Linked DNA regions of Homo sapiens: regions 1, 3, 4 and 5 are each linked to region 2. A link is a contact called in ENCODE Hi-C or POLR2A ChIA-PET data. All regions are on one chromosome and are shown on one strand. Each heading gives the region's core, a stretch centred on a gene start or an enhancer-like site at or near the end of the contact. The rest is flanking DNA. Distances are from core to core; before and after follow the strand shown.

The links. A loop is a pair of places that touch in the nucleus more often than their neighbours do. ChIA-PET counts read pairs that join two places held with the same protein, here RNA polymerase II (POLR2A). Pooled maps may share reads with other maps.
Region 1: a map with no recorded cell type shows a loop between it and region 2 (2.7-fold over the local background). The contact joins the promoter of TCF7 here to the enhancer-like site in region 2. A Hi-C loop is called at or near these places in 1 of 168 maps with a recorded cell type or tissue (GM12878), 2 of 37 single-sample maps with no recorded cell type and 5 of 50 pooled maps. POLR2A ChIA-PET finds 5 or more read pairs at or near these places in 3 of 52 experiments (GM12878, OCI-LY7 and activated T-cell).
Region 3: a loop to region 2 is called in a pooled map, with 4 times the contacts of the local background. The contact joins the promoter of C5orf24 here to the enhancer-like site in region 2. A Hi-C loop is called at or near these places in 7 of 50 pooled maps. POLR2A ChIA-PET finds 5 or more read pairs at or near these places in 2 of 52 experiments (activated CD4-positive, alpha-beta T cell and naive thymus-derived CD8-positive, alpha-beta T cell).
Region 4: a map with no recorded cell type shows a loop between it and region 2 (2.6-fold over the local background). The contact joins the promoter of PITX1 here to the enhancer-like site in region 2. A Hi-C loop is called at or near these places in 1 of 168 maps with a recorded cell type or tissue (OCI-LY7) and 1 of 37 single-sample maps with no recorded cell type. POLR2A ChIA-PET finds 5 or more read pairs at or near these places in 1 of 52 experiments (OCI-LY7).
Region 5: a pooled map shows a loop between it and region 2 (2.9-fold over the local background). The contact joins the promoter of SKP1 here to the enhancer-like site in region 2. A Hi-C loop is called at or near these places in 8 of 50 pooled maps. POLR2A ChIA-PET finds 5 or more read pairs at or near these places in 6 of 52 experiments (MCF 10A, WTC11, activated B cell and 3 more).

What each region holds. Positions count from the first base shown.
Region 1 is chr5:134,113,416-134,116,115 of GRCh38, reverse strand. It overlaps TCF7 (transcription factor 7), which reads right to left and starts at 1,435. Exons shown (of 10, transcript NM_003202.5): 1 at 961-1,435; 2 at 729-795; 3 at 83-207. The coding sequence starts at 1,209. It also overlaps a transcript of VDAC1 not described here. RefSeq lists a silencer at 1,359-1,478 and an enhancer at 1,569-1,798.
Region 2 is chr5:134,543,825-134,546,524 of GRCh38, reverse strand. The region is part of intron 3 of JADE2 (jade family PHD finger 2); the gene reads right to left. Among named protein-coding and RNA genes, the nearest start is that of JADE2, 20 kb to the right of the region's middle. RefSeq lists enhancers at 1,365-1,704, 1,965-2,064, 2,125-2,394, 2,495-2,700. Within about 2 kb of position 1,348, at least 20 of the 41 ENCODE cell types and tissues checked have a DNase peak (open chromatin) inside an H3K27ac peak, as active enhancers do; they include OCI-LY7, where a contact is called at or near this core.
Region 3 is chr5:134,844,680-134,847,379 of GRCh38, reverse strand. C5orf24 (chromosome 5 open reading frame 24) reads right to left here and starts at 1,412. Exons shown (of 2, transcript NM_001135586.1): 1 at 1,168-1,412. RefSeq lists silencers at 987-1,036, 1,067-1,446 and an enhancer at 966-1,701.
Region 4 is chr5:135,032,950-135,035,649 of GRCh38, reverse strand. PITX1 (paired like homeodomain 1) reads left to right here and starts at 1,422. Exons shown (of 3, transcript NM_002653.5): 1 at 1,422-1,937. The coding sequence starts at 1,769. It overlaps PITX1-AS1 (PITX1 antisense RNA 1), which reads right to left and starts at 2,376. Exons shown (of 6, transcript NR_161235.1): 1 at 2,110-2,376. RefSeq lists an enhancer at 1,906-2,538.
Region 5 is chr5:134,175,639-134,178,338 of GRCh38, reverse strand. It overlaps SKP1 (S-phase kinase associated protein 1), which reads left to right and starts at 1,389. Exons shown (of 6, transcript NM_170679.3): 1 at 1,389-1,484. RefSeq lists enhancers at 1-485, 1,389-1,638, 1,729-2,008 and a silencer at 1,159-1,238.

The sequences.
Region 1 (2,700 bases), core at 186-2,685, 430 kb after region 2:
CAGAAGTCTCTTGCCGGTGCCTCACCTACCTGGTCAAGGAGGCTGCAAGCACAGGGCGGCACTGGCTGCGGGGTCCACTTACCAGCGGGGGCTGCGGCTGGGGGTGCTGCCCTGCTCCCGAGGGGGGTGGGTAATGCATGAGCAGATTGAAGGCGGAGTAGACGGTCTCTTTGTACATGCCGCTGGTGCACTCCGGGGCCTTCAGGCCTGGAAAAACCACAGCTGGGTCAGACACACCAGCCCTGGCAGCGGCTGGGACTGAAGGCTGTCTGCTCTTGAGAGAAAAAGAATTGCCAAGGGGTCCCCTGCAAGTTCCTGACTTGGGAAGGAACGGGCTGGGAGTATCGGCAGTGCCAAGTTTTAGGGGAAGGACCTGGAGGGCAGGCCTCCCCGAGGTGGCCCCTACTTGACCTCCCACCCCCCGCCCTCCAACCAAGAAACCTTGGCCAATTCTGTCTCCTGAAGGCGGCGGATTAGTCAGTCACCTGGGCAGGAGGGGAGGCGGGGATGGCGGGGGTCTGTTTACTCCTATAAAGGTCAGGGCACCGGAAGTGACTCGACCCGGCGGCGCCCGGGAAGCCCGCCCCCCACTCTCCACCCCTGGGTTCTGCCGCCTCCTGAGCTGCGGTGGGGGAGGCACCCGGCTCCCCGCGGTCCTTGGCGTCCCCGTCCCACCGAGGCCAGGGCCTGAGCGCGACGAAGGGAAGCCGGGCCGGGCAGAAACTCACCGTCCTCCAGGGGCTCTGGAAGTTTGTCCGGGAAGAGTCTCTGCGCAGCGTGTTCCCGCCCGAGAGCCTGGAGGGAGAACCGGAGGGGAGTGAGGGGCGGTGGGACCGCGGGGGTCGGGGCCGACGCCGGGGCAGGGACGCTCTGCGCGCTGGAGACCCCGAGGGCCGCGCGCAACTGGGGCGGCGCGGCGCGGCGACCGCGGGGGAGGAGCCGGCGCCGGCGGGGGCTCACCTCGGCCTCGCCGCGGGCCCCGGCGCCGGCCCCCGGGACCCCCGGGATCCCTGCGCCGCCGGCCGCGCCCTCGGACTCGTTCACGAGCGACGACTTGAGCTCGGCCAGGTCGCGCTCGGGACCGGCGGCGCTGTCGCGGCTCTTGTCGTCCTGCTCCTCGCCTTCATCCTGGAAGGCCAGCAGCTCGTCCGGCGCGCCGAGGTCGTCGCCGCCGCCCGCGCCGCCCCCGCCGGAGTCCAGCTGCGGCATGGTGCGCTCCGCCCGCCGGGGCGCGGGGCGCTGGGCGCCGGGAGTGCGGGGCGCGGAGCCGGCCCGGGGGGCGGCGAGCCCGGAGTCCGAACCTCCGAGCTCGGATCGCGGCGGGCGGAGCGCGGGCTGACTCCGCCTGGGCGGGCTGCAGGCGCGGGCTAGGGCGCGGGGCAGAGCGGCTCCGCGAGCTGGCGGGTCGGAACATCAAAGGCGCCGCCGGCCGAGTGCCGGGGGCGGGGCGGGCACTGGGGGCGGGCCGGGCCGGGGGCGGGACACAGGTCCGCCCCGCCTCTCCTCTCCCGGGAGAGGCCGGGACGCGCCCACTCGGCATAGCCTTAAAGGGCTCGCTCTTCCGGAGCGCACCCTGAGAGAGACGTCGGACAAGCCTGGGAATGATCACCCTTCTCCCGAAACGCAGAGACTCTAACGGGAACTCCTGACCCCGCTTACTCACCTACAACCAGATATTCCCCCTGCTTTCTGCGCCCAGGTTTCTCCTCCGGCTGTGGAGGGCGGGGGTCCCCTAGGCCCTTGGGACTTGGGCGTGGCTTACCATCGCAGCCGTGGTGTGAACTGTATCGTGCCCAGGCTCCAATGCGCCCTGTGCTTTGAACTGGGGGCTTCCTAGGGCTTGAGGCTGCTTGAGGCTGTGCTCGTACCCCAGGGAACCGGCAGCGTTGGAACTCCGCGGCGCTGTTGCGGCTCTTGCCCCATCCTCCATCCCTGTGCCAATCAGGGACTTCCTTCTAGGCCGCCTGCATACAGTGCGAACATAAGTATACCCCCCTTCGCACATTTATTGAGCTCCTGTTGCGTGCAGAGCTTATACATCACACATCTGTGACGGGCCCCTCAGTCAGGCGACGGCTCCGAGCCGCGAACACAGCCAAGAGCACCGGACCTCAGCCGATCCTCCAAGTCCCAGCCCCTATGACTCTCCCAACTCGGTTCCGTGACTAGAACCTGCAGCCCGGAGACTCGGAACTTTGGGCAGCCACGTGGGCGCGGGATTCCGACATGGGTCGCTCGTCCACAGCAACTCAACCCTAGAAGTCGCATTTAGGGAGCCCATGACTCTGAAGTTGACCCTGGCCTGACTAACCCTCTAACCCTCGCTCGATCCAGGCTGAAACATCTAGATTTGCGGAGCGCGGGAAAGTGCCTGGATTCCAGCGCATCTGTATGGCACCCGGGTCTGCGTCCACGCGGGCCTCCACGGCGCGCTTGGCCTGGCTCAGCCCCTGCATCTACAAAAGACGCCGGTCCTTTGGATCGCGATGCAGTCAACAGCAGCTCCCCTAGCAGGTTTCTGTGCTGGGTTCACTGTAGACGCTCACGCCTCTTCTGAGAGCAGTTGGGATAGAGGGTATTTGGGGGAGGGCCGGGTATTGGACGCCTCTCCCTCTGAGGGCCCCACAGGACCCCTGGCAGCGGTGCAAAGCCGGGCCGGAAGACAGCCGTGCCTCCCTCCGGGTCCAGGCCCAGCGTGGC
Region 2 (2,700 bases), core at 99-2,598:
AAGTGCTGGGATTACAGGTGTGAGCCACCACGCCCAGCCTATTTGTGCAATTATATTTTTAATGTCCATCTCTTCTAATAGTCAAGCTGCAAGAAGACAGGGACTGCATATGTCCTGTTTATCACTGTGCCTGCTTTTGGCACAGTGTTTGACACACAGCAGGTACTCAAGAAATGCTTGTGGAACAAAAATTAGCCAGTTATGGTGGCTTGCCTGTAGTCCCAACTACCTGGGGGGCTCAAGCGGGAGGACTGCCTGAGCCCAGGAGGTAGAGGCTGCAGTGAGCTGAGATCATGCCACTGCACTCCAGCCTGGGTGACAGAGGGAGACCCTGTCTCAAAACAAACAAACAAACAAACAAACAAACAAAAAAACAAAAAACGAAATGCTTGTGTAAAGAGTCAGTGAATGAATGAATGAATGAATCCCAGGATTTGTATGAAGTATGACTAAACTTTCCTGCCCTGTCTTAGCAGGGAGAGAAGAGGCAGGAGGCTGGCAGGATTCTTCCAGGTGAAACTGAGAAACTGGTCTTGGTCACTGTCCCAAAGCCAATTAAAATGGCTTTGGCCAGGACAATCTCTCCTGGACATCTGTCTACACCAAAAGTCCCAACGTAGAGCTGGAAGTGGTGCCTTCTTCCTCACCCCTCAAGGAAAGTTTGAAGGTCTGTACTTAAAGAGCCAACCTCATCACAATTGTTTTCTGAGCACCTCATCTCATTAGAAATGACAGCTAACAGAGAAAGGTAATTGCCCTGTTAAGGCATGTCAGGTATTATGTTAAAGTTTTACATATATCGTGGCTCCTAATTCATATTACCCCCATTTTACAGATGTGGAGACTGAGATTCAGAAAGGTGAAACCACTTGTGTGAGGTCCCCACTGTCCTTTAACCACAGCAATACTGCTTGCAAGACACAGAGGGCTCTTCTTTTAAAAAATCTTTTCTGGGCCGGAACCTGATAAAGAGTTTCCCAGCCAAGAGCAAACTTATGCAGTTAAAATTCAGTATAAAACACGAAAGAAGGGCTATGAGAATAGCTACCCCCTGCCCAGTTGTGTTGCAAGCTACCACTAGGCTAAGTTCGTAAGACACTTAAAAAAAAAAAAACCCCACTCAACGTCTCTTTCTTTTATTTTCATGAGGATAACAGCACTTCCTGCTCTTAAAGAGAATTTATTACACACATTTCTTTTGCAAGACAAGTCCCAGAGGCCAGGAGGCCCTTCCAGCTGGCGGAGCAGCAACGTTTCCAACTATAGAAGTGGATCCTGCCCCCCACCCCAGAGAAAGGCAGTGTGAGTCTCAGAAAGCAGGCACTTAGCCTAGCGGAAGGGCTCGCCCCAACCCGCCTGCCTCACAGGGTAGCAAAGGAACTGCTGGTGGGCTGGAAACTTGGCTCAAAACCACAAGGGCAAGCACAAAACCTTTTTTTGGATTCTCCTGTTTTATCTATCAAATTATGGGCATTTTGCATTTTACTGTACCATACGCCTTCATTGTTCTACTATAAAATGGCATTTCAAACATCTGGATAACACCTCTGCTCCTCAGAAGGCATCTTATTTATCCTGTGGTTTGGAGCCCCAACACAATCTGGCCACCCCTGTCTTTACCCTTCACCCAGGGTAGAAGGAGGATTCCATTTTTAAAAGCATGGGTTGAGCTAAGAAGCTGCATCTCCACTCGCTGTGTTTTTTGGGGGAGTGGGGGGTGGCACTCCATATAGAGGGACTTTCAAGGACACTGGGTCTGGGGGACACCCTCTTGCTGGCAGCAGAGGCTTCTCTCAGGCCCCTTCCCCAGGGACTAAGTGCTACACATTGGTGAAGGGCCTCAGTGGTACATGCAACTAGGGATGTACTAATTTGTCACCACAGCCTATAGAGGAGCTGACAGCTGAATCCCCACTCCCACCATCCAGGCTTCCAGCTCAGGGTGGCCTGCTTTACCCGACACTCCCCACCTCCTGCCCCACTCACCTCTGGGGTTCCCTTCACCCCCCAGGGCTCCATGAGTCTCGGGAAGGAGTCACATCTACAGATCATCAACTCCCTGGGAGGACCCAGGGCAGAACTCTATGATAAGGGCTCTGAGGCTCACTCGCCTGGGGTCACAGATGTCCTCGGGCAAAGCCTGGGTGTTTTGGCAAAGCCAGGCTGCACCTCCCATAACAGACACCTTCCTGTGTAGCACCTGCATCCTGCTGACAAAGGACAAGCTCCCCAGGGACAGGGCCTGTGCTTTCTGTCCCCAGCACTGAGCTAGGCCCACTAGGTACTCTTAAGCACTTGCTGATTTTGATCAGCATCAGCAGCTCCCGGTCCAGAGACCCAGGCCTCTGCCCACTGGCTGACTTCTGGGGACTCTGACTTCCTGAAAATGCAGCTTTCTACCTCAAGACAGCCTGCTTGGGGAAACCCCCACCGCTTGGCCTGCCCTTCCGCCTGTGTCTCTGCCCAGGCCAGAGGAGGACACTACCTCAAACAGTAGCCCTCCAAAACATGCGGCTGGCCTCCAGGTCTCTCCCAGAACTGTCCTTCACACCTCCGGCAAGTCCGGGGTGGGGCAAAAATTTGTTAATTCCCCAGCCCCTGTGGGAAGGACATGGAGTGGTGGACTGCCCCCACCCACACTCCCTGACGTTGCTTAGATCTTTGAACCAGGCTGGAGAGCCTCCCTCCCTCTCCTTCAAC
Region 3 (2,700 bases), core at 163-2,662, 300 kb before region 2:
AGGTTGCAGTGAGCCGCGATCGCGCCACTGTACTCCAGCCTGGGGGACAGAGTGAGACTCCGTTTCAAAAAAAACAAAACAAACAAAAACAACCAATAAATAGTTCCCTGAATGTACAGGAGTCAACTAAGAGCTTCTATATATTTGGACTGTGACTAAATTCGAATACTTAAAGCATAAGCTAAAACTTACCATCCTTGAAGTTGTTTTATTGTGTTTAACTCCTAAAGTTTAACCCCTAAAATGAGCCGTTCTTTATAGAACAATTCCTTTCTCTTCTCTTGAATGTGGCAGTCATTACTGCCAACATAAAGAAATGTAACTATTTTTAGTAACTTCACAAAGCATCCCTGAAGCTTTCTAAACATGGAGAAAGCTTCCTTTCAAGAAACCCAAGTTCTGTTCTCCAAAGATCAAAGATCACGTAATTCTCAGAGATTTATTTCAGGTCATTTGACTAACTATTATGTATAATCATATACGTTTCATAATTCTAAATGAAGATTTGCAACTCACCTCAATCACTCTGAAAGTCCATTCAGCAGAGGCCAATAGCCACGCACCCTGCCCCACCACGGAAAGTTTTGATAATAGGACGGCACATAAATAACGGCCTCCTTTGTCTTCTTCCTGCTCCTTAACTGTGCCCCACGGTGCACAAATAAGGACTCTCCTTATTTTGACACGAGGCGTTTAGAATGTATTACCTGTTGTGTGCTGAAAGCGACTATTAGCGTATTGGCAATAACAAGTTTGCAGAAGATGCACGCCACCCTAGAGAAAGGGTTGTGTACCCTCTAAAAAGCAAAATTCATAAGCCGCTATCCGTCCACTCGGAGTTCCGCAAGCGTAGAAGTCCACGGGCACTCCATCGCGACGCCGATCTCGAGCCGGCAGGCTTTTATTTAAAGGCGAAGGGCGGACTGCGGATTCTGACCTCTCAAAGAAAAGAAAGGGGGCTCCCTCCCCCCGCCGCAGGAGGAATGTCCCCCCGTAATGGCTCCACACCGGGGAAGAGCAGGCTACGTCCGGGGCCCCTCCTCTCACTCCGGCTACACTAGGGCCCCTTGGCAGGAGGCCTCTTCTCCCCGGTCAGCGAGGCGCCCGTTCTCGCCGCCGCCCTACCCCGCTCCCGGCCGGCTGACCAGCCCGCGCACCCCTACCTACCTCAGCCGCTCGTAGCCCGGCCCCTCGGCGCGTCTAGGGGCTTCCCAGCGGCTGGGAACCTCGTGCTGGCGCCGCTCCCTCCCCAGCCCGCCGCCTCTGCACGGTGCGGAGAACGGGCCAAGACGGAGTGGCAGGCAGCGAGGGCGGCGGCGAGGCAGGCGCTGGCTCCCAGCACCCGCCGCGGCCGCCGCGCACGGTCCTGCCCCGGACGCAGTACGAAGAGGCCGCTACCACCCTGTAGTGTTAGAGGCGGCGTGCGCGAGCTCGCGAGGGCCGCGCACGCACACGCTCACTCGCATCGCGAGACCCGATCTCCCGCCGCCAACCTGCACGCAAGCTTTGGGAGGGAGCCAGGCTGGCAGGCTGCGCTTGCGCGTCGTGGCCTTAAGCCTGAGCTGCTGGTGATCCGGCGTGGACCGTCCCCAGTGGCTGGGGTTGAGGAACCCACCAAATGGGGAATTAATAACTTCCTTACTTGTATTGGTTTTCACCACAATTCTGAGATGCTGGAACTCCTGCTGACCCCATTTCTTAGATACAGGACAAATAAATGATAGTCAGGGGAGTTGGGACTCTTCATGCCCAGGATCATGTGATAATGAAAAGCTTTATTTTATGGGACATCCTATGATCCACGCAGATTACAGGCGTAAGCCACCACGCCCCAGGAATTGTCGCATTCATTATTCCATAATCACAGGAAAGGATGGAACAACAAACTACCGCTATTATGTTTTTCTTGTGAGATATCTGACATATCAGTCACCTCACACAAACCCACTTAGAAGGGATTCATTTCCTCACTCCTTCCTCCTGTGAATTTCCAGATGTCAGAATGGAGAGGATCCAGAATTAGGGCAGCTACTGAAAGGGAGACACTTTATTAAGCAGTGGGAAGAGGCTAGAGGAGGATGCTTGCCCTTTTCCCCCATGTAATGAAGGATATTTGAGGATGGACAATTCATAGAACTGAGTTCTACCATAAGCACAGCCCTGAGCCAGGTACTGCCCTGCCAGTAGGAAAGAAAGGAGGAGAAACAACTTTTCTGGACAAACACACAAGCCAGGACACAACACACGAAACAAGCAAGCCCATTCATTCAAACTACTGAGGGACTGGAGACAGATAAGCCATGTGAACAGTTGATCAAACCTACACCAATAAAAACTCTGGACAGCCTGGGTGCGGTGGCTCACGCCTGTAATCCCAGCACTTTGGGAGGCCGAGGCGGGCAGATCACGAGGTCAGGAGTTCGAAACAAGCCTGACTAACATGGTGAAACCCCTTCTCTACTAAAAATACGAAAATTAGTTGGGCATGGTGGTGCGCACCTGTAATCCCAGCTACTCGGAAGGCTGAGGCAGGAGGATCGCTTGAACCCAGGAGGTGGAGGTTGCTGTGAGCCGAGATCGCACCACTGCACTCCAGCCTGGGACAGAACGAGACTCCGTCTCAAACAAACAAACAACAACAACAACAAAAAACTCTGGACACAAAGCTCAGGTGGAATTCCCTGGTTGGGAAGCTAGGAT
Region 4 (2,700 bases), core at 173-2,672, 490 kb before region 2:
GGGTGAGGACACTGGACACCTCCCTGCTTCTTTCCCAGGCAGACAATCCTGGCGCAGCTCCCTTGGGTTGCTGTGTCTGGTGGAGCTGATCACAGGTGAGGGGCAGAGGGCAGTCTGGGGTCCGCCTATGGCCAGAGGAGCAGGTCAGGGCGGCGCCTTGCCGCCCCAGCTGTGGCCTGTTTGCTCAAGACGCTGAGGTCTCGGGGCCAGCTAACAATTGTTGAGCAAAATCCTTCGACAAACTTCACCTACGTGCAAGGACTCGAGGAGGGAATCACTCTTAGGAGTGGGAGAGTAATGTCTTTGCCTGTGCCCAGTGAAGGCCCATTGGAGCTGCAGCTCAGCTACCACTGTGTGGGAGAGAAGCTGGAAGACTGAGGGCTTCCTGGGCTGCTGGCCCAGGGTTGGGAGACAGCAGTCACCTGGCTTACCAGGCCTATGCCTGAAGCCCTGGGAAGCCAGGACGCAGGCCCCAGGCTGGGACAAAGCTACCCTGAAGGAGGGCAAAGGCTGCCAAGGCCAACCCCATGCCTGCCAAGGCCAGGCCTGGCCCATTTGGCCAAGGCCTAAGGTGTAAAACAAGGGGAGAGGTACAAGAGGCTGTGGGGTCTGGCTGGGATCCTTGGGGTCTTCCTTCTGCATTCTCCAAACGCCTAGAGCCAGCAGAAACGTTTCGTCTGATTAGAAGCCATCATTTCTATCCCAATCCCGGAAAATTGACTGCGGTGCAGAGAGGGAGGCCTGAGAAGCAGCCGTAGGGGAGAAGGTCCAAGCTAATTAGGAGGCAGCATCCGGGGGCCCATTAGAGCGCAGGCTGCTGTCACTCAGCCGGGCTGAGTTCCCGGGAGAAGAGGCTGGAGAAGGAGGGGCAGGCGGCCCCTCGACGAGGACACCGCTGGGAGCTGCCGGAACGGGCCCCGGGCTCTGCCCCCGCCCCGGCGCTGGCTCGAAGGCGCCCGCTCGGTGCGATCCTGTTCGGCAAACATTCACTCATCCTGGGCTGTTCTCGCCAGGGCTGGGGACTTCGAGGCGGCCGAGACGGGAGTTGATTCTAGGCGAAACAAGTCATTTGAGGCCTGAGGTGTGCACGAGCCGCCCGGGACTCGCAGGCCAGATGCGTTTCTTTTGTGAGGCCGAGGGAGAACTCGGTGTGTCACCGGGGAAGGAGGGAGAGGCGCGGCGAGGCCGCGGGGGGCGGGGAGGCGGCGGGAAGGTGGCTGCGGAGGGGGAGGGCGCGGGCGAGGCAGGGAGGGAGGGAGGGCGGCAGTGAGGGCGCGGCGGCGCGGGCGGCTTGGGGCTGGATTCCGCCCGCGCTCCCTCGCTCGCTCGCTCCCTCCCCAGCCCCCTCCCACCCAGGCCCACCCCACCCAGCACCCCTGGCGCAGGGACTGCTGGAACCTGGCTGTGCGCGCTGTCGCTTTAAGACAGACTCTGCCGGCGCCGTCCGGAGCCTTAGAAACCGGCCCCGGATCGCGAGCCGGAGCCGGAGCCGGAGCCGGGGCCGGCCGGGCTGCTGAGGCCCGAGCGGCAGGAGCGCAGCGCGGAGCGCTGAGCCAGGCGCCCAGTCGCGAGAAGCTGCCGCCGCCTCTGCCCGCCCGGCGCCGCAGCCCCGGGCGGTCCATGGGGCGGGCACGGCGTCGCTGCAGGCGCCGGCAGCCCTGGAGGGCAGCCGCTTAGGCGCTGCGCTCTTGTCCCCGCAGGTCGCAGCCAGGGCGGCGGGGCGCGCCCAGCCCCGGCCCCTGGAGCGCCCGCCGCGGTCCCCACCTCCATGGACGCCTTCAAGGGGGGCATGAGCCTGGAGCGGCTGCCGGAGGGGCTCCGGCCGCCGCCGCCGCCACCCCATGACATGGGGCCCGCCTTCCACCTGGCCCGGCCCGCCGACCCCCGCGAGCCGCTCGAGAACTCCGCCAGCGAGTCGTCTGACACGGAGCTGCCAGGTAAGCGCCGTTCCCCGCGCGGCGCGCACAGAGCCTACCCGGGCGCGGAGCACGGGGAGCTGGGAGCAGGGCCTGACGCCCGCGCCGCGCAACCAAGCTCCCTCTCCGCCCCAGAAGCGTCAGGAGCTTTCTTTTTCCCGTTCTCGACCTGACGGTGAACGCGGAAACTTACGCACACGCGAAGGCACTTCCACGCGGTCCCCACGCGCCAAGAGACTGGCAGATGCACGAGCCTACAGCTGGAGGGTTGGACTGACAGCCCCTCTTGATCAGGAGTAAATAGAACGGGAAAGAATTTGATTTGCGCAACTGGGCGCTAAGGAGCGGCTCGGACGAAGGGAGAGGAGGAGACCGAGAAAGGAAGAGGGGTGACGGGCGAGAGAACGCACTCAGAGAGACAGAGAGGGAGGTTAACACCGTGACAGTAGGCGACAGAATGAAAGAGACCAAAGAGAAGGGGCGGGCGGGAAGGGTAAACGGGGGGAGAGGGGTCATCAAGTAGAAGGGAGACACAGAGGACGGTGAGGGCGAGCGGGCCAACAGGCGCGGCCGGACTCCCAGCAAGGCCAGCCGGAACGCCGATCAAGGGATCCGGCCCACGTGCGCGGCCGAAGCCCGGAGCAGCCCGGCTCTGGCCCCCGCCCCGGCTCCTGCGCGTCTCCCTCCGCGCTGCCTTTTTTTGTCCGAGCTGGAGCTTTTTTCCAGCAGCGAACTGGGCCCGCGGGTGGCCGGCGCGGGCAGTGGGGCAGCGAATCCGCTGCCC
Region 5 (2,700 bases), core at 140-2,639, 370 kb after region 2:
GGTACCACCTTCTATGCCATAGGCGGGGAGCAAAGGGGCTCCAGTGGGCCCTGCCTAGGAGGCCTGAAGCTAGAGCTGCTGAGGGCAGGGCTGTGCTGCAAAGAAAATGTCTGAGAGCTGCAGGCGTTTCATCTTCTGTCATCAGCTGTGGCACCTGGCAGACACTGGATAGGCTTGTAGACAAAGACCTGGTAACTCAAGGAGCTGCTTGGCCTTCCTGCCCAGTCCCATCCCAGAGGCACTGTACATCTCTGGTTTCTTCAGGGGGCCCTGTGTGGAAGTATCTTTTGTCTTCCTGGTGTCAGGGATATCATCACGTGCCTGTTGGCTAGGCGAGCCCGGCGCCCAGTCTCCTAGGATGGGGAGAGTAATGTTCCCGAGCAGAACAGGGTGGGGCTTTCAGACTACTCCCTTTCCTTTACAGCTGGCTTCATTCCATCGACCTCATCAAAGCCTTCCTGGGAGCACCCTAGAGAAGAGTTACGTCCAGGCCGGGCCCTGGCTGCCTGGTTCACGGCGGAATCCCCAGCACCACGCCTCGCACGTCGGGCTCAAAGCATGTTTAGTGAAGGAGTAGGTACCTACTGCTAGATGGAGCCATCTCTCTAGACTTGGGGTTTCCCTATAACGATGGCTATGTTTGGCATGGAAGCCTCTTTAGAAGTCAATAGTAGGAAATAAGGGCTAACAGCACCTAATTGTGGAGTAAGGTTCAAATCCTAGCTCTGCCACTTAACCGTTCCGAACCTGTTCCCTCACTGCAGAGGCGAAAAGGCTAACACTATTTCACCTCGGAGGGTTACCGTGGAGAATGGAAGCTGGACAAGCTGTATCAGTTCAGTAGTAAAACACACACACACAAGCGCCCCACCCCCACCCCACCCCACCCCAGGAATGAACACACACACCCGCGCGCGCACATACACCTCAGGAATGAACACACGCGCGTACACACACACGCAGCCCCCCCCAGGAGTGAACACACACACACACGCCCCGTTCTGTTGTTCCCAGGAACACACACAGAGACGCACACACTCGCCCGGTTTTGTTTTTTCCAGGCTTTTTAACTGGGGTCTTTCACTCGGCTTAGGGCACCGCTGCCTGAAAGACCTTTCTAGGCCAGTCGGGGTCCGGCACCCAGTTGACGAGACAGCGCGGCGCTTTCAGAGCTGGGGAGAGGCGAAAACTCTTCCGGCCCCCCGATCCCCCGGCCAGCCGCCCCCGGCAGCTCCTTGCCGCCTCCCGGCCTGGGCCCGCCCAGCCGTTCTCGGCCTGCCGTCAGGCGATCTCGGCGGCCAGCCCAGCCGCGATGTGACGCCGCGCGCCCCGGGGTCCTCGGCGCCTGCGCCCTCTCCTATAAAGCAGACGCCGCGCCGCGCTGCGACGCTGTAGTGGCTTCGTCTTCGGTTTTTCTCTTCCTTCGCTAACGCCTCCCGGCTCTCGTCAGCCTCCCGCCGGCCGTCTCCTTAACACCGAACACCGTGAGTAGCCGCCCACTGAACTGGAAAGGGTCGTGGCTACCGGATTGCGTGCCGGCTGGCCTCACCGCTGCGGTTTGGGCCTGCCCGCGGCGGGCGGTGACTGGGCCTGGCCTTCTTTCGGGCCCGGTGGATCGCGTTGTCGACCCTGTTCTTCGGGAGACCCTACCAGGTTCCGTTCACCTGCCCCGCCCCCGACTCAGCGAGGCCTCCTCTGGCCGGGCGTCCTCACGGCGCTCCATAAGTGAGCCGAACCCCGGGCTGGGCCTTCTCTGCACCGGCCGAGCGTCAGCCGGCGCGGAGCTCGGCTGCAAGGCCCAGGCTGCGGCCGGGGGCCTCTCTTGGTCTTAAGCCTGCTGTCCCGGGGACCAGGGCGGGGGTGGCGGCGGGGTTGTGAATGGGGGTCCCTTGGCTGTCGTGAGCGTGGGCGTGTGTCGGTGTCTGGCTTTTGTTGTGGTCGGGAGGGAGAGCTGCGGTGGTGGTCTGAGGCCGCCCGGTTCTTGGCTCCCATCCTTTCTCCACCGTGTCTGGCGTCACTAGCTACCGGTCGGTCCTGGCTAACCGTGTGCGGGCGCCGGCTTTCTGCACATAGCCGCCTGCTCCATCTGAATATTTCTTAGCGTTGTTTTGCCATGACTTGGAGTCGTTGAGCAGATACCATCGTCAGAGTGGTGTGACTTGTAGGAGCCTTAACTGTGTATAACTTAACTCTAGGTATCTGGCTTTTAAAGAAATAGGACGTCTACCTGCTTTGATTCACTTTTAATGGAAACTTCACGTTTGGGTTTTAGGGACATGCATTTTTCCTTTAGAGCGTGACAGTAGAATGTATCCGTTTCATAGAACAATACCGTCTCCTCCACTGTGCAGTCTAAAAAGCAGTGTCAGAATTTCGGGTCACTTAAAGCGCAGGGGTTTTTTTTTCTATATGATGTGATAGAACCCGCTTTATGCTGGCCATGGAGAATTATTTACAAGTGCAGGAGCCTTTAGGCCTCTTTCTTTAGAATGGAATTGTTTTGAAAGCATTTCAAATAAATATTTCATCCATTATTACTTAAAAATTTTGCACTTTATTCTACTGTAACACTAAAACTTATCTTTGAGTTTAGTATTACCAAGTGCATCGAATTACAGATTAACCGATTGACCAGCTGCTATTTAGTAAGGTCTCAACTCCCTTAAGAGTAACCCAATCCACAAACTTGACTATGACTAA